Regions from separate parts of the Homo sapiens genome. Here all the other regions are linked to region 3. Evidence: chromatin contacts called from ENCODE Hi-C or POLR2A ChIA-PET data. All regions are on one chromosome and are shown on one strand. The core of a region is the stretch at or near the end of the contact, and the rest is flanking DNA. Distances in the headings are between cores, read along the strand shown. Region 1 overlaps TMEM154 (transmembrane protein 154). Region 2 overlaps TMEM131L (transmembrane 131 like). Region 3 has its middle 89 kb from the start of TRIM2.

Evidence for each region. A loop is a pair of places that touch in the nucleus more often than their neighbours do. ChIA-PET counts read pairs that join two places held with the same protein, here RNA polymerase II (POLR2A). Pooled maps may share reads with other maps.
Region 1: a map with no recorded cell type shows a loop between it and region 3 (9-fold over the local background). The contact joins two enhancer-like sites. A Hi-C loop is called at or near these places in 4 of 168 maps with a recorded cell type or tissue (IMR-90, PC-9, endothelial cell of umbilical vein and 1 more), 6 of 37 single-sample maps with no recorded cell type and 10 of 50 pooled maps.
Region 2: a pooled map shows a loop between it and region 3 (6-fold over the local background). The contact joins two enhancer-like sites. A Hi-C loop is called at or near these places in 6 of 50 pooled maps. POLR2A ChIA-PET finds 5 or more read pairs at or near these places in 4 of 52 experiments (CD4-positive, alpha-beta T cell, CD8-positive, alpha-beta memory T cell, activated CD4-positive, alpha-beta T cell and 1 more).

Annotation. Positions count from the first base shown.
Region 1 is chr4:152,634,689-152,639,343 of GRCh38, reverse strand. All of the region lies in intron 6 of TMEM154 (transmembrane protein 154), which reads left to right. Among named protein-coding and RNA genes, the nearest start is that of TMEM154, 43 kb to the left of the region's middle. Within about 2 kb of position 1,708, at least 3 of the 41 ENCODE cell types and tissues checked have a DNase peak (open chromatin) inside an H3K27ac peak, as active enhancers do.
Region 2 is chr4:153,485,397-153,489,901 of GRCh38, reverse strand. The region is part of intron 3 of TMEM131L (transmembrane 131 like); the gene reads right to left. Among named protein-coding and RNA genes, the nearest start is that of TMEM131L, 21 kb to the right of the region's middle. RefSeq lists enhancers at 1,100-1,309, 1,460-1,629, 1,810-1,879, 1,980-2,099, 2,250-2,299 and 2 more. Within about 2 kb of position 1,726, at least 28 of the 41 ENCODE cell types and tissues checked have a DNase peak (open chromatin) inside an H3K27ac peak, as active enhancers do; they include CD4-positive, alpha-beta T cell, where a contact is called at or near this core.
Region 3 is chr4:153,113,331-153,117,844 of GRCh38, reverse strand. No RefSeq gene overlaps it. Among named protein-coding and RNA genes, the nearest start is that of TRIM2, 89 kb to the left of the region's middle. Within about 2 kb of position 1,849, at least 16 of the 41 ENCODE cell types and tissues checked have a DNase peak (open chromatin) inside an H3K27ac peak, as active enhancers do; they include CD4-positive, alpha-beta T cell, where a contact is called at or near this core.

The DNA of each region.
Region 1 (4,655 bases), core at 459-2,958, 480 kb after region 3:
TGCCTTTTGCTCTTTGAAATTGTTGGCAACATGGAAGAAGCTTAACATTACAGAATTGTATGGCAGTGAAATCTTCTTAAAAATCAGATTTTTGGCCAGGCAATGTGGCTCATGCCTGTAATTCCAACACTTTGGGAGGCTGAGGCAGGCAGATCACCTGAGGCCAGGAGTTCGAGACCAGCCTGGCCCACATGGTAAAACTCCATCTCTACTAAAAATACAAAAATTAGCCAGGCGTTGTGGCGGGCACCTGTAATCCCAGCTACTTGGGAGGCTGAAGCAGGAGAATCCCTTCAACTGGGAAGGCGGAGATTGCAGTGAGCACTGATCACACCATTGCACTCCAGCCTAGGCAACAAGAGTGAAAGAAATTCTGTTTCAAAAAAAAAAAGTCAGATTTTTGAAATAATGAGAAAATGAGCTAGAGCCTTCACATAGTTAAATGATTGTTTTAAAAGGGAAGGTCTACATTCCACTGTGGGTCCAGAGCTGTGTGGCATTCACAGGATGGCTGTCAGGCCTTCACTTTATGCCCTCTCGTAATGCCAGCACCAGCATTCGAGAACCAAGAATGGCAAGTCCCAGATCTTTGTACCACTAGGCACTTTCTGATTACTTCAAAGGTTATTATGATATTGCAAAGTTAATTTTTTATTCATTAAAAAATCTAAGAAAAGTACATTGGATTTAGAACAAAGCCCAGAACAAAGTAAGTTCTCAATAAGCACTGGTTATTGCTAGTATAATTATTAGGAAGTTAGGACTGATGTACAGAAACTCACTGCCTTTATACTAAGACCCAGCTCACTGGATTAAAAAAAAATTCACTTCCTTTATCCTAAGCCTGTATCCTAAGACCCAGACACATCAATACTGGTGGGCGAAGCATTATTTTTGTCCCTGTGTTCCCTGGTGGTTTCTTTCTGGACCTACCAATCCTGGGAAATCAGGAATTTGTTTGATCTACTATGAGACTTTCAGTTCTCCTTAATTACTGGCATAGGCCCATTAATGTTGGTGATTTCAGAATAGTCCACTTATCACTCTGGAGTTTTTTGGTGTTTTGTTGTTTTGTGTAGAGACAGACTCTCATTCTGTTGTCTAGGCTGGAGTGCAGTGGTGTGATCCCAGCTCACTGTAGCCTCAACCTCCTGGGCCTAAATGATTCTCCCAACTTAGCCTCCAGAGTAGTTGGGACCACAGGTTTGTCCACCATGCCTGGCTAATTTTATTTTACTTTATTGTGGTGACAGGGTCTCCTTATGTTGCTCAGGCTGCTTTCAAACTTTTGGGCTCAAGCAATCCTTCTGCTGCCTTGGCCTCCCAAAGTGTTGGGATGACAGGAGTGAGCCACTGTGCCTCGCCCAGTCTGAAGTTTTTAAAAGGATAGTAACACCTTATAATTTGGATAATCTTTCTTTTCTGTCATAATTTTATGTACATTTCTTTTTCCTATCCTAATGTTTTAATTAAATTGATAATCCATAAAATGTTTACTTTGAGTATCTACCCTGGGACAAAAATAAGATTTCTTTTTTCTCTAAAAGCTTGTGAATTGTTATAGATACAGGTGGAAAGTGCATTTGTGGGTCATTGGACTTAGAAGACTCATTTTAAGACCTAATTTGAATGCTTGTTTGTTCTTTAGACTAAAACAAGTCACTTTAGCTCTCTGAGTTTTAATTTCTTCATCTTGAAAAATGGAAATAAGAACATCTGTCCTTCTAGTTTCACAGGATGATATAAGAGAATGAAACCACCTAGCTAGGTTTTATTTTTATCTTAATTTTTTTTTTTCGAGACTGAGTTTCATTCTTGTTGCCCATGCTGGAGTGCAATGGTGCAATCTTGGCTAACTGCAGCCTCTGCCTCCTGGGTTCAAGCAGTTCTCCTGCCTCAGCCTCCCAAGTAGCTGGGATTACAGGTACCCACCACCACGCCTGGCTAATTTTGTATTTTTAATAGAAATGGGGTTTCACCACATTGGTCAGGCTGGCCTTGAACTCCTGACCTCAGGTGATCCATCCACCTCAGCCTCCCAAAGCGCTGGGATTACAGGCGTGAGACACCGCACCCGGCAGTAGCTAAGTTTTAAAGCACCACGCAAGTGAAACTAATTATTCTTATGCAGTGGCAATTGTTCTTCCCCCTCCCACACTGGGATTTTAAAAGATTATTTTTAGGGCAGTTTTAGGTTTACAGCAAAATTGAGCAGAAAATACAGAGTTCCCATATACCCTCTGCCCTCACACATGCACAGCCTCCCCCATTATCAACGTCCCCCATCAGAGTTCTACATTTATCACAATCAATCAACCTACATTGACACACCATTATCACCCAAAGTTTTCCATTGGCTTTTACCTTGTGCATGATTCTTCCTCTGTCATTGAAGTAGTATACAGGTGAATTTAATGCTTCAGAAAGTATGTAACAGTCATTAAAAATTGAATTTAGTGGAAGACACACTTCTCCTTTCTCCTGATAAACAAAGCCTTCTGGAATTCATTTACAGGGTTCCACTTTCCTTGATGCTAGAAAGACATGCCTGACATAGAACCTCTGTTATCTATTAAGTCCATAGAACCTACGACCACCATGCTTCTGGGAAAAGGGAGTCAATCTGATAACCATCCTACACTGAATATACCACATTGTGTGCAAAGACTTCAACTCTTCAAGCTTGTCTTGTTAGGGTCTGTAATCTCAGGCCTTTCAGAACTTTATCCTTGTCTCATTGGCCAGTCTTGTTCATTACTTTCCTCTGTCCTCATTGAATGGATATTCTTCCTGAGCTATGGAATCCGAAAGACAGCACAGGATTTTAATAAGGACCAGAGATGTACAAAATACTATGAGAAGTGGACACTATGGTTTTCATGTTTGAAAGAAATCAATAGGAAAAGCAACAAAGGAATCATGGGGGAGGGGAGTGTTTCATATTCTTATTTTCCATCTTAGCATCTTTTCCGTGATTCATACCTGCTATGTGCCTGGCACTGCCCAGGGGCAAAGTGTCAGTGGGAGGAGGGTGCTAGGAGGGGTCTGCCCTCAAGTTGAAGAGAATTTCATCCCTGATCTGGTTAAGCATTGCCAACACATGGTAACGACAGAAAACAGATCCTTTTGGTTGGTTTTATTATTGTTTTAACTTCTGTGTAGAAAACACACTCCCTTATTGCCTAACCCCACACTCACAACACCCTCCCAAATGCCACTAGATAGTGGTGCAAACAAGAAAAAGTCCCTTTTATCATGACTCTTCCAATCTAGCCAGCCTCTTCCTTCTTCTGGAGGCATTTGTAGTTAGACGGTTTCCTGAAAGCTTCGTGTTTCTGTCTCTGCAATCTCAGATGAATAACCACAGACAAGGAATCGCAAATATTAGCCAAATGCCTGTCTTCTTTCCTCTTATATCTCTTGACCACAGGGATGATTTTACATTAAGCAGCAACATAGGGAAAGATTAGGGAAAGAATTAGATGTGGTTCTGCTCAAGTGGATTTATAATTTTGAAAATACAGTAATAATTACAGCAATAGTAAGACATTTACATCACATTTTCTATATGCTAGTGCCTAAGAAATTAACTAAGAGAGAGTGACAGTATATCTGTTCTTATAATAATTCTACTGTTTATTCTATAGTTTATGTTTCTGAGCTCGATGTCATTATAAAAAGGAGTTGCTTCACTATTTTTCAGGAAAAATTTAGGTTAGTTTAATAGAGAATTTTGTGGATTTCTTCCTGTTTCATCCCTTCTCTTTGTCATTTTTTGAGAAAGTATAATTTTTGATGTAGGTTTTCAAAAGACATTTATTGAGCACTTAATATGTGCCTGACACTGTCTACATCATGTCAAAACAACCAGTTAAAAATAAAATAATTTGAGTAAACTTAGAACTCAGAGAGGTTAAGTGGCTTGTTCAAGTTCACATGGCAGGTTCGTAGCTGATAAAGCTCAATCTAGAGAAAAGTTTCTTTTAAAAATGTATTTTCATTCTCTTTTATTATTTTGTTAAAATAAGAGATATTTCATAAATTAAAAGACAAATTATAGATTAGAAAAAGAAGAACACTCAGCAGCAAGAAAGCCAGCCACCATGAGGCTAATACAGGAAAGTACTCGGTGAATGGTGTGTCTGTCACTCAGCACAGTCATTGACAACACTTAACCATTAATTGCAAGAAAACAGCAGTTTTATGCGAGCTTTTTTTGGCCTGTCTGCTCAGTTAAATCTTTGTGACCACTTCTAATTTTTTTCTTTGTGCAGAGGCTGCTTTCCTCTTTTCTTCTTTAGTCCCTCAAAGTCATTTAAACGTATATAGATCCTTCTTGACTTACAGTGGGGTTAGGTCCAGAGAGACACATTGTAAGTAAAAAAATCTGAAGTCAAAAATGCATGATATTTTCAAATTATAATGTTTATCTAGAGATAGCCCCATCATAAGTCAAGGAGTGTAGTGAATACATATCAATTTTGCTCCATTGTAAAGTCAAAAAAATTGTAAGTTAACCACTGTAAGTCAGGGATCATCTGTAATTCAAGTATTAAGTGTCAGATTCTCTCAAATCTGAGCTTGATATTATGAGGGATACAAAGTAACAGTTTATAATCCTGCAGGATGATAACCTCAAATAATATTATTAAAAC
Region 2 (4,505 bases), core at 477-2,976, 370 kb before region 3:
CACCAGTTACATTAGTCGCTTTTTTCTGAATTCTGACACAAGGAACGAGGTTTGATTTCATGGTTTTGCCTATTTGCTCATTATTAAATCTGCCCACTTATTTTCCGCAAGAAAAAAAAAAAATTGGGCCAGGCGCAGTGGCTCACACCTGTAATTTCAGCACTTTGGGAGGCCAAGGTGGGTGGACCATGAGGTCAGGAGTTTGAGACCAGCCTGACCAACATGGTGAAACCCCGTCTCTACTAAAAATACAAAAATTAGCCGGGCATGGTGGTACATGCCTGTAACCCCAGCTACTCAGGGGGCCGAGGCAGGAGAATCGCTTGAACCTGGAAGGCAGAGGTTGCAGTGAACTGAGATCGTACCACCGCACTCCAGCCTGAGTGAGAGAGTGAGACTCTGTCTCAAGAAAAAAATACTTCTCCCCAGTGCTCACAATCTTGTGAAAATAAAGAATTTTCCTTGGACGTGCTCCTACAGATACACAAAGAAATAATTCAGAAATAAAATCCATTCAACCAAAAGGCCAGGTTCAATGAGCTGGGAAGAAACTGCGTGGGTTTTGCAGCTGCGGCTGGAGCCCAGGAGTCCAAAGCTGCCGTAGACTGGTCTGTGCAGCTCTCAGGAAGGAAGCTTCACAGTGGATCGCTTCACACATCACCAGCCCAATACCAAAAAGGCGTTTCTCAGGAGCCCTGGTGTTGGGGGAGGGCAAGGAAAACAAGTGAGGGACATTCACAAGGGCTCACAGACGAGTCTCGCTGGGGACTATGTGTTATGGGTTAAACTGTGTCTCCACCAACCCCAACATGATATGTCAAAGTCCTAACCCCAGTACCTCAGAATGTGACCTGACTTGGAAACAGGGTTGGTGCAGATGCAATTAGTCCAGATGAGGCTGGACTGGAGTAGGGTGGGCCCCTGCTTCAATATAACTGGTGTCCTTATACGACAGCCACGTGAAAGCACGGAGACACCCAGGGAGAGCGCTGTGCGACAAGAGACTGGAGTGCCGCAGCTGCAAGCCAAGAAACCCCACAGGCTGCCGGCGAGCCCGCAGAAGCTAGGAAAAGGCGAGGGCGGACTCCCCGAGGGTTTCAGAGGCAGCGTGGCCCTGCCGGCTTGACAGAGGACTTCCAGCCACCGGACTGTGAGGAGAGAATACAATTCTGTTGTTCTAAAGCCGCGCAGTTTGTGGCACTTCGTTAGACAGCCCTGGGAAATTAATACACCACACTTGAACTTGAGTTGCTTCCTGTTGCCCTACTCCATCCAGCCCCCTCAGCTGGCAAATGCTCCCACTCCACCACAACAGAGCCGCAGGGAATCCCCGGGTTGCTGTGTGGCTGGGGAGGCCCTTCTCCCCTGTAAGTGGCACACAACAGGCTGGGCTATCCCAGGCCCAGGCCCTTGTCCCAATTTTGTTCCTTCTCTCCAAGTTCCCGGCTGCCTCCTCTGGGCCCTGCCCTCACCAGGGCCCGGTCCCCACTCCTCCCACAGGCAGCCCTGGCCCTCCAGCTGCAGGACGGGGTGTGGAAGTCCCCTTGGGGTGGGCAGTGCCCCGTGCTGCTTCCGCCCACCCCAGTTTCTCACAGAATTTTTAGAACACTTCTTTCAGTTTTGCCTTAAGTAATATCCTTCCTCATGCCCCAACAACCCCACTCACACTGGTGCACTCACGCACCCTCATTCTCTCTTACACACAACTCAGCCACAGGCCCACAGGGTCTCTCTCTCTCACACAAAACTCAGCCACAAACCCACAACGGTCTCGGTCTCTCTCTCACACACACACACGCACACAAAACTCAGCCACAGGCTCACCAGGGTCTCTCTCAACATGCACACATACACACACACACCCCTCAGTCATAGGCTCACAAGAGTCTCTCTTGTCTCTCATACATACACAAACACACACAACCAGCCACAGGCCCACAAAGGTCTCTCTCTTTGTCCCTGTCTGCTCTCTCGCACTCACAAACACACATCTCAGCCACAGGCCCACCAGAGTCTGTCTGTCTCTTTGTCTCTCTCACTCTCTCTCACACACATACACCTCAGCCACAGGCCCACAAGGGTCTCTCTCCTTGTCCCTGGCTCCTCTCTCTCGCACACTCCCACACACACACATACAGCTCAGCCACAGGCCCACGAGGGTGTCTCTCTCTCTCTCTCTCTCACACACACACACACACACACACACACGCCTGTGCAGCTCCACAGGGGCCTGGGCCAGGAGACAGATCTGAATACACATACCACCCTGTGCTGTGAGTGGCCACTCCCATCCAACAACTGAGACTTTCTGTTACTGGGCCAAGGTTTTCTGCCAAACTTACTTCCCTTATAATGAATGAATTCTCCCTCAGAAGGTTCCTCAGTCCTCCCCTGGAAGCTGACCTGCAATGGCCTAACCCACCTATTTACCAGGCATGCCAGGACATATGAGACCCTGATAGGTGGACACCAAAGCTCAGCCTGGAACCCCACCCCCATGTGCATCATTGCAGCAGAACTTCTTCGGACACACTCGATCCACCAGCTAACACTCCATACCCTATGAAGAGAATACGTACGGATTCTAGGTTTGATAAAATCCTGGGCCAGTGGTGGTAAGTCAGGCTGAAAAGCAACCATCTCCCAATTTCCACCCACTGTTTTACCTACAAGACTATTTCTACCTCTCATTATTTAATCCTCCACAAAAAGTATATTTTGTAACATGGTCCCTGAGCTGCCTCACCCTGGGCCAATGGTTTTCAAACTTGAGCGTGCATCAGAGCCACCTGGAGGGCTTGTTAAAACAGATCTCTGGGCTCCTCCCCTAGAGCTTCTGATTCACACCAGGTCTGGGGTGGGGTCTGAGAACCGGCCAGTCTAGCGAGTTCCCAAGCGATGCTGATTTAGGTCCCTGGACCAGGCTTCGAGAAACACTGCCCTAGACCGCTCATTTCTCGCTGAGCTCAGGTGGCCCAGCATAGCACTCAGCATAGCACACACTGCTGTCGGCCTTCCCACTGCCCATTCCCTTCCTCCCACTTAGGCAAAGCCGGGTTGTGCTCCCTATGACTAAACCCTGCAGGACAGAGCTGATCACGTGGTTCCACCACTCCACAGGCGTGGGTGGGTGAGTGGTTCAAGGTGAGTGCAGACCCACCTGTAAGATGTGAAGGGGAAGTCTGCTGGGGAGTACTTCTGAGAAAGTAGCCAGGGGTTCTTTTAACCTGCCTTTGGATGTTCAGGTGGGAGGCTGGGAGGCTGTGAAGCACACAGACCTCCTGCAAACGTGAGGGGAGCTGCACGGCACACAGAGTCCAACAGAACAGACAGGTCCGAAGAACCAGGCTCCCAGGTGCTGACACTAACCTGCTGAGTAAACCAACCCAGAACCACCCTGCCTCCAGGCTTCTTGTTAAGTGACATCATGCATTCTTTATTGTTTGAGCTGGTTGAGTCAGGGTTTTGTTACTTGCTGCTGAAAATAATCCCAAAGCAAAGCAAGCTGACAGGACAGCTCCTCTAAAGGCAACCTCTCAGCACACATTACAATGGCATGTGTTCCACAAACTAATCCCAATATTTCAGATTTAAATTTTCCACATTTCAAAAGCTATGTAGCTGAATATCTGTGGATAATCCACACTTAGAATTAGCATAAAACTAAAGAAGTTATCTAGCATACAGTAAAATATTACTGAAGGACCAACCCTGGGTCTATCTTACACGAGTCATGCTCTTTTTTTTTCAGGGATTTGCTAGGAACCATATAATACTAGGGCCTAAGAAAGTATTCAGTTGCTTCCATCCGTTAATCTCGGACTTAGTCTCCTTCGACAGACAGCTGTACATCTAATTGGGAAAGTGGCTTTCCACTCCAAAGCAGACAAGTATGCACTTACAGAGAGAGGACACCTAGGATCACGCACATGTTCTGTCACTTCATAGCTCTATAACCTTCAACAAATTGTTTTACCTTGATGAACCTGTCTCCTCATCTATAAAATGGGAATACTACCACATATCCACCTGGTTATGTAAGGAAGATACATGTGAAAGCACTTTGTAAACCATAAGGTTTACACAAGGGCAATTACTTAAATCCAATTTTTATGGATTAAGTGGATTAACATGACCTGATTTGAAGAAACAGGATTAATTACAATCCTAGAAGAATTACTCCACCAAAAATGCATACTACATACACCTGTCATAACTACCAATCGAACACTGTTTGGATTGTAATTCAAACAGAACCTTTACTGTAAATAATTTAGTGGCAGCAACATCCACAAGGTAGTTACAACCCTCAAAGTCAATGTTGTACAAGGCACAATATCAATATGAATTATTTACTATATACATTTTACATGGTTCACTTGGCAGGCCACACACTATGACTATGCTTTTACTGAGGCTATTCTCTGGGATCCACCTTCAAATGCAACAGTGGGTATCTGGGCACTTCACAGGGGGGCAAATCATCTTTCCTACAGAAGAAGTTC
Region 3 (4,514 bases), core at 600-3,099:
GAGATGGCATTTCATCCCTATCGAACTGGCAAAAATGTTAAAAACCTAAAACCAAGCACAGTATTGGCAAGGATGTGGGTAAATGTGGAGCCTCATTGAGCTCTGGCGGGAATATAAATGGCACCATCACGTGGGAGAGCAATTTGTCATCTAAACAGCAAACATGGAAAATGGAAAGTGCTAATCAGTAGGAAACTGGTTAAATAAATCGTGGTGATATTCATATATTGGAATGTCATACAAATGAACAAAGTAGATGTACATGTATCAATATAGATAGATTTGAAAATACTGCAAAATAGGTATAAAAGGCACATGATGGATATATATAAACTATATATGTGTTTATAAAAACACTGAACAACAGTATATATTTTGAATTTATAAAACCATTGGTAAAAGGCACATACCAGTTTCAGGATCATCACTTCTGGATAGAAAGGAAGGGAAGGAGATAAATGGGTTGAAAGTGAGGACTTCAACTGTATCTATAAAGATTTAGATTGATTGAAAAATGTTAAAATGTGTTCAATGTTGGAGGTCGAAACATGGGCATCTGTGTTTTGTTTCTGTTTTTGTTTTTTAGTGCTTTTTTGTGTGTGTTTGAAGTCTTTTTTTTTTTTTTTTTAAGAGTGTCTAGGAAGTGGTCAGGGCTAATTCCAACCACTTCATAAATTGTAGGAAATTGGAACTAGAAGACCCTTCAGCTCCATCTATTCAGCTCCCTTATCTTAGAAGACAGAAAACAGTAGGGCTAATGTTTATGTTTATCTATCATCTGTCTGTCTATCTATCTATCATCTATCTATCTATCATCTATCTATCTATCTATCTATCTATCTATCTATCTATCTATCTATCTGTCTATCTATCTATCTAATGCAATTTATAGATGGAAAATTTCCTGATTATTTTCTGGCATATATTTTGCACATAGTAGGCAGTCATTCAAATACTTGTGAAATGGAGGCTGGGCGGGGTGGCTCATGCCTGTAACCCTAGCACTTTGGGAGGCCAAGAGAGGCAGATAACATGAGTCCAGGAGTTCAAGTCCAGCCTGGGCAACATAGCGAGACCTTGTCTATATAAAAAATACAAAAATTAGCCGGGTGTGGTGGCATGCACTTGTGGTCCCAGCTACTCAGGAGGCTAAGGTGGGAGGATTGCTTGAGTCTGGGAGGTGGAGGTTGCAGTGAGCTGAGATCCTGCCACTGCATTCCATCCTGGGTGACACAATGAAACCCTTTCTCAAAAAAACAAAAACAAACTTGTATAATGGATAGGCACCCCCAAAAGTGTCCACGTGCTGCCTATTGCATTCATTTGCTCATCACTTACCTTGCAGGTGCATAGACTGAGGCCTGTGGCTTCAAATCATGTCACTGCTCTGATGCCTACGTCTACTCTGAACTAGTGGTTTTTAAATTAGAGTGTCATCTGCGAACTTAATAAAACTGCAATTTCTTTGGTTTTAATGCCAAAGACACTGATTTGGTGGATGGAGGTGGGGTGGATGGAGGTGGGGTGGAGGGAAGTGGGGGAGGTGGGCTGATTTGGGAGGTGGCGATGGAGTTATTTTAATGTGCACTTCAGATGTTGCTAATGTGCTGGCCTGCAGACTGCGCTCTGAGAACAGCAGCTCCAGCGTCTTGGCCACCTTCACTAAATACTTGCCTTGGTTTCCTCTTCTTTAAAAAAAAAAAGAAAAGAAAAGAAACCAGGGGAAAAAGGAGGCCTGGCTTACTGCTGGTGAACATGAAACCTCAGAAACCAGGGCAAGGCTCATCACCCAGCTTCGTGGAAAAAAATACCAGCCTAGTCGCCAAAATGAAAGTAGATTACCTCTGTGGCTAAAAACGGAAGCGGCAAGTTTCCACTGCAAGTGCCAGGGTTGGTAGAGAAATGGTAAGGCAGTGCTTAAGAAAAAGGAGTCCAGTCTTTCTCCCCCCTACCACCCCACCTCCCATCTTGATGGGCAGAGGGAGAAAAACAGGAGGAATCCAGCTGAGAAAGTCCCTGATTTATTAACAACTGTGTACTGATGACTAATCACTTACTAATGTTTGCAAAGTGCTTGGAGCCTTTCTATAAAAAGGGGACAAAATGTGGGCAACATATTCATAGTTATGACATCAAAGAAGAGGCCCAGCAGGAACATGAAGATGGCCGCTGACATGCCACATGCAGAACTTGCTAGCAGGACAGACAGACAGGACAGACTGGTGGCCAGAACTTTGGAATGGCATAATTAAACATTGTGCCACCCTGCCTCCCTCCCCTGCTCCATTCACGTTCCCTTCCCAAAGCCCCAGAGTCTGTAACAGCCAACAGGTCCAGTGTTGTCTTGCTGAACAGCAATGAGAGCTGCGGACCCTCAGGATGAGCACCATGGGCGGCCGTCACCTCTGCAGCCACCCAGAGTGACACCTGATAAGTCTTAAGGGTGCAGTCAAAATGGCCCATTGCCTTTCCCCCTCCTGGGAAGCCAGGGCACAGGCACCGACCCTAGTGAAGCAGAGTCAGGGATGAGAGGAGGAGGCTGTTTTTCAGGCAGTGACAACGATGGCAGCAGGCAGTGATGACGTCCAGAGTCTGGTGTGCACAGGTTCTAGGGTATGGTTTTGGTTGGGGCTGACCTCAGGGCTCCCTTTAGTCCCGCAGTTTTTCAGTCTTCCCAGTGGCCCTGTGAGCTACCCAGTACTCTTTCAGTCCATTTTTTCTACTTGTAACACCCAGAGCTTGGTGTCCATTGCTTATATCTACGAGCCCCAGCTGACTCACCAACGCCTCAGAGGAGGGAAGAGTTCCAGGCAAAGCAAACTACCCAGTTAAAAAAAAATCCTCACAGTTTCAGAGACGATAACGTCAGGAGCTTCAAAGCCTCGTTTGTTATTGTGGTGAATGGGCATCAGAGCTCTCTATACTTTTAAGAAGTGGCACACGCCTTTTGGCACAGCATTTCCCGGTCTATGACTTTATCTCCAGAGACACTCCCACAAGGACTATGCTAGCTGTTGGGCATGACTGCAAGTGAGATGGTGGCACCATTTTCTGAGGACCGATGGAGGGAACCAGTTGGGTGGTGGGGAGGGGGTTGGGGAGATCAAGGGTGACATTTAGGAAATGTTAAATTTCAGATGCCCCTGAAATACCTAAAGAAGTCACCAAGGAAGGATACGGAGGGCTTAAGAGTCTAGATTCAAATGAAAAAATAAATTTGGAATTCATCAGCAAATGGATGGTGTTTAAAGCTAAGAATGAAAAATACATCGACAGAGAAGAATAAGAGGTTGTATCTAGAGGTCAGGGAGAGGGCGACCTAGTGAGGAAGGTTGATTAGAAGTGTCTGGTGGGATAAGAGAAAAATCTATTTGCTGTATCATGGGCAATGAGAGAGGAGAGGGGTCTAAGAAGAGGGGGTGGGCAGTTGTGTTTCACCTTACAGCCTTCTCCTCTGTCAATTTCTTTCTTCTAGGTGTTTTTATAATAGACAAAGTTGGGTTTGACAGCATGGAGCTTATCGATGCCCTTGACACAGAGGTCACTGACACCCTTGACAAAAGGAGTTTCGGGGGAGTGGAGAAGCCAGAAGCCAGACTGGAGGAGACTGAAGAGTAGGTGAAGAAGCAGAAGGAAGGATGGGTGAAGCCAAGATGTTAGTGTGCAGACCGCTTGTGGGAGAAGTTTTGCTATGAAACAGGATGGGGAAAGGGAGGGAACACTGAGAGTCTGTCGAGCCACAGAAAGACTTCTTCTAATGAGAGATTCCAGCACGTCTTTGTGTGTGAGTGGAAATGATTCAGTGGAGAGAAGATCGAGGGTGCAGGAGGAGATAACTGGAGGAAGGAAGTCCTCCTTCATTCAACCAACACCAAGAGCTTCCCATGCCAGGCATCGTTTGGGTGTGAGCCACAGAGCACCAAGTGGCCTGGGCAAGGCTGCCTCTCTCAAGAGCGCCTGTGCTGGAGTGAGTTCAGGTCGGGGAGCAGGGTGCTTGGGGTGTGACAAGACAGATGTAGCTGTGAGTCTACCTGTGCATTTGGAGATGAGAAGAGAATTGCGCTCCCCTCTGATATGTGTATTTACTCAGCTCCATGTGGGGCAGGTCATGCATTCACCATGGGAGATGTGAAGAGAGAGATGCTGCCGGGGAAAGTCAACTCACAATGGAAATGGACAGAGTAGCTAAGCAGTGCCCATTAGAGGTTTGTGGCCATGAACTTAAAGTGAAACCAGTCAGCCCGACAGTGTGACTTTTCCTGTTGTGGTCAGCTGTGCATCCAAGTCAATACTAGAATCAGCCAAGGTTGAGGTTTTGCAGGATAAGTATGACTTAGAGAAGAGAGAAGCAAGGGGTTGAGGAATTCTGCCAGGGAGAGGTTGTAATGAGGCAACTTGCAGTCTGAGCTGAGTAAGGAGGGCAACAATGAGGGAAGGAATGACAGAAAACGCACAGGCAGGGACGTCAGTGAATGAGAGCCCTTGGGCTAGAGTCCTAGAGCACAAGAGAGCTG